2 separate regions of the Homo sapiens genome follow, and region 2 is linked to region 1. The links are chromatin contacts, found by Hi-C or POLR2A ChIA-PET in ENCODE. All regions are on one chromosome and are shown on one strand. Each heading gives the region's core, a stretch centred on a gene start or an enhancer-like site at or near the end of the contact. The rest is flanking DNA. Distances are from core to core; before and after follow the strand shown.

Evidence for each region. A loop is a pair of places that touch in the nucleus more often than their neighbours do. ChIA-PET counts read pairs that join two places held with the same protein, here RNA polymerase II (POLR2A). Pooled maps may share reads with other maps.
Region 2: a pooled map of heart left ventricle shows a loop between it and region 1 (5-fold over the local background). The contact joins two enhancer-like sites. A Hi-C loop is called at or near these places in 1 of 168 maps with a recorded cell type or tissue (pancreas), 1 of 37 single-sample maps with no recorded cell type and 3 of 50 pooled maps. POLR2A ChIA-PET finds 5 or more read pairs at or near these places in 2 of 52 experiments (K562 and SK-N-SH).

Annotation. Positions count from the first base shown.
Region 1 is chr11:119,778,441-119,781,140 of GRCh38, forward strand. No RefSeq gene overlaps it. Among named protein-coding and RNA genes, the nearest start is that of NECTIN1-DT, 50 kb to the left of the region's middle. Within about 2 kb of position 1,407, at least 4 of the 41 ENCODE cell types and tissues checked have a DNase peak (open chromatin) inside an H3K27ac peak, as active enhancers do.
Region 2 is chr11:119,738,749-119,741,448 of GRCh38, forward strand. It overlaps NECTIN1-DT (NECTIN1 divergent transcript), which reads left to right. Exons shown (of 4, transcript NR_120587.1): 4 at 783-875. Among named protein-coding and RNA genes, the nearest start is that of NECTIN1-DT, 11 kb to the left of the region's middle. Within about 2 kb of position 1,368, at least 5 of the 41 ENCODE cell types and tissues checked have a DNase peak (open chromatin) inside an H3K27ac peak, as active enhancers do.

The sequences.
Region 1 (2,700 bases), core at 157-2,656:
CAGGGAGACTTCCAGCTGCTGAACATCTGCAGGGCCCACCAGATACAGAGCACATTTGTGCAGGGCATGTCCTTAAGAAGACCCTGACTTGGCACGGTTGTGGCCAGGGGAGTGACGCCAGGGGATGAAAGGAATGACCTCTCAAGGCGCCTCCTCACATGAGGTGCTCAGGTGGTGCCCGGGCAGATTCACACCTGAATCTGTCTTGCCGGGGGAGTAGAAAGGTTCTGGGACAGACAGGGACACATGCTTCCCAAGATAGCACATCTGTCGTCTGAGCACCGTTCTGAGGCAGGTCGACACAGATTTATGCTGGTACACAAATTCAATAAACACCACCAGCCTCCTCCTTCCTGCAGGCAGCCTGCCTGGGAGGCTGAGGGCTCCACTGGGGTGAATTGGGACCCTGAGGCCTCTGTGGGAAGGGCACTTGAAGGATCCAGGTTCCAAGGGTAGGATCAAAAAAGCTGATGTGGCTCCTGCCTTCAGAAGTCCTGTGCGTGCCTCCGAGCAGGCCCAGATCTGGCTGGGTCACCTTGTGCCCTGTCTGCTCTACTGTAGCTCCAGCGCTTGTAAAATGAGGCTCGGCATTTCCAGTCCCTTCCTCTGTGGTCACTCAGTGTCCTGGAGTGATCCCTACCCATTTTCTTGTCCTCTTTTCACCCCACAGAGCCCTCTCAGCTCCTGGAAGGGCTGGGTGATGAAGACAGAACCATCCCATCCCGTCCCTCCTCTGGAGATTGTCCAGGGGCTCCTGCTCTGGAAGGGGGCAGTGAGGGCAGACCCCCTTGCAGGCCCAAGCTCTGCCCATCACTGGACGTTCTCTGTTGTGGGCTGGTGGGGTGGGCTGTGAGCAGGCCTCAGAAGTATCTGTCACCCTGCACTCAGCTTGCTGTTGGCGCAGAGAATCGGTCATGTCTGTGCTGCACTTCAGCCTTGTCATTTTACAGATAACATGATGGAGGCCAGAGAGGGAAAGTGACTTGCCTGAGGCCCCAGAGCTGTCACAGAGTGGCAGAAATGGCTCAAAACCCGGGCCTCCTGGGTCTTAGCGTGATAAGCTTGCTGGTGTCCTGGGACGCTGACTGTGCCTTCCTGCCCCGGGAGGGACATAGTTCTGGCAGGGGCACTCAGGGCAGCTCTGCTTCCCACCAGAACAGGGAAGTGGGGTCTCACTCTATCCAGCCCCCGCCGCACTCCATCCTGACATCACTGGCCTGTGCTCCCTCCCCCTCTCACCCGAGGCACCCGAGCTCTGGAGTTGACTATCTCAGAGAGGTCTGCGGGGAAAGGGTGGGTGTGCATTGCAAGGGGTGGGAACTCTGGCAGTGTAAAGGGCAGGGGTAGAAGCAGTGCCAGGGCATCAGGGCTATGGAAGCCCAGCATGCTATGCAGAGGCTGCTCCCCCAAGTCCCCTCCAGACTCCAGGGCCAAGAGCTTCAGATGCCACAGCTGCTGCCCTGCCGGGTGCCCCTCGCCTGCCACCACTGATTGCAGTATGTGCCGTTCCATTTTTAACAGTCCTGCCCGGCCCCGACTGCCTGAGCCGATCCAGAGGCGGGCCCTGCTCTTGATTGCGGCACTAAAAATACCGGCGAAGCCTCTGATGAGAGCAGGGGCTTGGTCTCCCCTTTGCCTGCACATCAGCTCTTTGCTGCCTCCCTGCAGAGTGGCATGGGGGGACCCTGGAGGCAGGGGCTGGGGGGCAAGGAAGCTCCATTACTCCCATGACCTTTGCAAGCATCTAGATAAAAAGCAGAATGGCTATCCCGATATTTGGAGACATGGCATCTGGGGCCTTTCTGAATGTTGGGATTCCCAGGTGTTTTGTGTTGGGTAGACACAGTCTCATGGTGTTTTGAGACTCCATGTGTGTGGTTTCCTGAGTCTGTGCTGGGGAGGGAAAGCTGGAAACTTTTCCAGGCCTCCAAGCTTTTTCCTCCTCCTCACTTCTCATTTCTGGTCAGTGGCCAAAATCTGAGGGTTCCACCTCCCGCATAATCCCTCCCACCTACTGCCTCCTTTCCAGTCCTGCTGCCTCCGCCTGGCTCTGACCTCTGGCTGAGCTTTCCCCTAGCTGCTAGGAGCCCCTCCAATTGCCCATACCTGTGCATGTCACCTGCTGCTGTCAGGATGATTTTCTAAAGCCCAGCTCCCATCAGCCACTGCTCCAGTCCAAAACCTAACCCCTTGGCCCAGCATATAAGACCCTCTATGATCTGAACTTGACAGATTGCTCTAGTCTGATTTCTTTTCTCTCTCTTTCCTTTTTCCTTCCTTCCTTCCCTCCCTCCCTTTCTTTTTCTTTCTTTGTTTTCTTTCTTTCATCTTTCTTTCCTTTTTCTTTCCTTTCTTTTTCTCTCTTTTTCTTTTCTCTTTCTTTTTCTTTCATCTTTCTTTCCTTTCTTTCTTTCCTTTTTCTTTTTCTCTTTTTCTTCTTTCTTTTCTTTCTTTCTTTTCTTTCTTTCTTTCTTTCTTTCTTTTCTTTCTTTCTTACAGGGTCTCTCTCTCTCTTTCTTTCTGACAGGGTCTCACTCTGTCACCCCAGCTGGAGTTCCTTAAAACTCATTGAGTGACCTCCCTGGGCCGGTTGGAAACAAGCTGTTCTCCCCGCGGGTGTCCAGGCCCTTGCCAAGGTATCTCAGGTTTGCCATCACTGGGCATGGGGGTGCTTCAAGGGAATGGGACCCAGGATCCACC
Region 2 (2,700 bases), core at 118-2,617, 40 kb before region 1:
ATATGTGCACATGTACTGATACACTCATAGATGCACACACATTGCCCCATACATTCTTTTAAACCCAGGTGCACACACAAGAGCTCGACTCTTCCGCAAACTGACACATACACTTCCGTGTACACAAACAAGCTCACTCTCAAAGACGTGCAGGTTGCCATAATGTGTTTTCCCATTTGCACCTACACACAATCACCACCGCAATAATAATAATAGCAAAACCAGGGTGGATGATTGCTTCATATTTTTCAAAGGGCTTTCAGGCCTGTAATCTCATTTGATCCTCGCAGCAGCCCTGTGAGACGGGTGGGTGGAGCAGGCATTATTACCCCAGGTTTATGGTTGAAGAAACAGAAGCTAGAGGGGTGAAGTTCGCCATCTGGGAGGCGGCCTGAAACTCAGATCTGACTTCTTGGTAGTGAGCTTCCCATGCCTATTTGACAACTTCCAGCCCTCACTACAGAAAGCAGCAGCCAGGGCAGGGGCCTGCTAGATTCTTGATTCCTGGTCAAAACATTTCCCTGAGTCAACCCCAGCTGAGAAGTGGGAATTGGAGGCTGATAAAGGGAAACCGCCATCATTAGAAATCCCATAAATTCTCATTTACAACTCCCTGCCAGATGAAAGGAGCAATTGACTGCGTTGGAGGGAAAAGCAAATACCGATTTCCTTTAGGACTGCCCAGCCTCAGACAGCTGGTCCTGGAAGGTCCTGAGGGTGGGGGGATCCTGTTCCATCAGGGCTGTCCTCAACTCTGTGCACTTTCTCTCCCCTCTGTCTAGGTCCACGTGTGGGTCCTTAAGCCCCTTGAGGAAAAGGGAGGAGAAAAGGACAAAGAAGGCTCTCCCTTTCCCTTGGATCCCCTTCTACTCCCACATGCCTAGTGGGAGCCTCCCTCTTCTGCTTGAGCCTTCAGGACAGGTTCAGGACCCTGTCTCCTACCTGGCTGGGCCAGAAATGAGGAACATGTTGCAAGCCTTCCTCCACCTGACTTGCCAAGTCCATACAGGCTGGGGCCTTAGATCCAACAACTTAGAAAGGTAATGAGGGCAGCTTCCTTCAAAGGGCCATGTTCAGTGGGGAGGTTGCCTGATGATGAATGGAGAAGTGGAGTGATGGCCCCTTAATCTACTTCTGATGCTGCTGCTTCACTCTGGTTTCATCATTATTTTGTGGCTTAGTTTCTCTATCTGCAAAATGGGAATAGTAACACCAAACTTATAGTGCTACTGTGAGGTGTGTAAAGTCCACGGCACAATGCCTGGTACAATGCTGGGCCCCACAGGGTCAGGCCCTGTTGCCTGCCTGGGCAGCTTCTGGAGGAATGCCTCGGCTGCCAGGGCTGGAGGGGTGGTGTGGCAAGAGATGCCTCCCCAGCCTCCTGGGTGTGCCAGCTCTGGCTGGGAGGGAGGGGCAGGGAGGGGACATCTGTTTGACACTCTTATCAGCATCCATTACCTGGTGTGTATTTTCCCAGGAGCTGATTACATTACAGCATGTGTTGATAAACATTTGGAGTCGGAGTACAGAGGAAACTGAGCAGAATGTTAAGCGGGTGGTGCTTTGGTCAGGAGATGCAGAGAAAGGGCTGGCTGTGATGAGCTGGGAGTGGTGATGAGGGCCCCAATCTGGAGGCTTCTTCACCTGCCCAGCCCCTTTCTCTTTCTGATCTCCCTCCACCCTACTGCTCTGGCCCTAGCAGGGCATCCAGACGTGGTCCTAGAGGCAGGCTGTTATAGCAGAAGAGGTATGGGACTTGGGCCTGAGGCGGTTATGGGGTCCAGTCCCAGCTCTGTCATAAACTGGCTCTTGGCACTCTGGGCCAGTCTCTTACTTCCCTGGGCCTCAATGTCCTGCTCTGTAAAGTAGGCTTAACATCCGCTCCACAGGGTGGACCGAAGATTAAAGGAGTAACCATGCACCATGCCCCGCACATAGAATTAAGCGCTTTGTCTCCAGGCTCTTTTCCTGTGGTCCCCAGTTTACCCCCGAAAAATGGTCAGTCTTGCCTTGACTGTGCCTCAGATGTTAGACTACTGCTTTTATTTCAATTTTGAACTAAGAGGAAGTGATTTATGTTCTTCATAAGGCAAACACCCCTACTTCCAACCCTAGTTAGGGCTGGAGCAGGTAACCCAGGGCGAGGGTTGACTCTTCTCCCCTTTTTCTACACCTGTGCACGTGCAAGACAGCTGTAGCTAGGGAATTATTTGTGTAGTTATCTGCCTGATGTCTTTCCCCCACTAGTCCATAAACTCCCTGAGGACAGGTCACAATTGAGTGTCTGAAGTCCAGCCCAGGGCCTGGCACTGGCGGGAATGAATGACTCTCCCCCATCTGATTGGTCTGGCGCAGAATGGTCAAGATAACCCATCTCGGGGTTCTGTGCTGTCGAATTCCACGGTTGTTTCTGAACTTAGCGCACCGGGTATACCTCTCGCTTGGCCTTTGCCATAGATGACCTTGGATTCACTTTTCCTGTGGGGTATCTCTCTAGTCTCTCTGAGGTTTGGGCATTTAGACCTTCAAGAGAAGGATGTGCACCTGTCCCTCTGTCCGACTGTCCAATTTAGTGGGCATGGACAAATGCACGAATGAATGAGACTGCGGGAATGCTGCCCCCACCTCCTCTCCGCCTCCCCACCTCGCCTCCAGGTACCCTGGGCGCCTGGGACCCTGCGGGGCCTCCTGGAGGCGGGA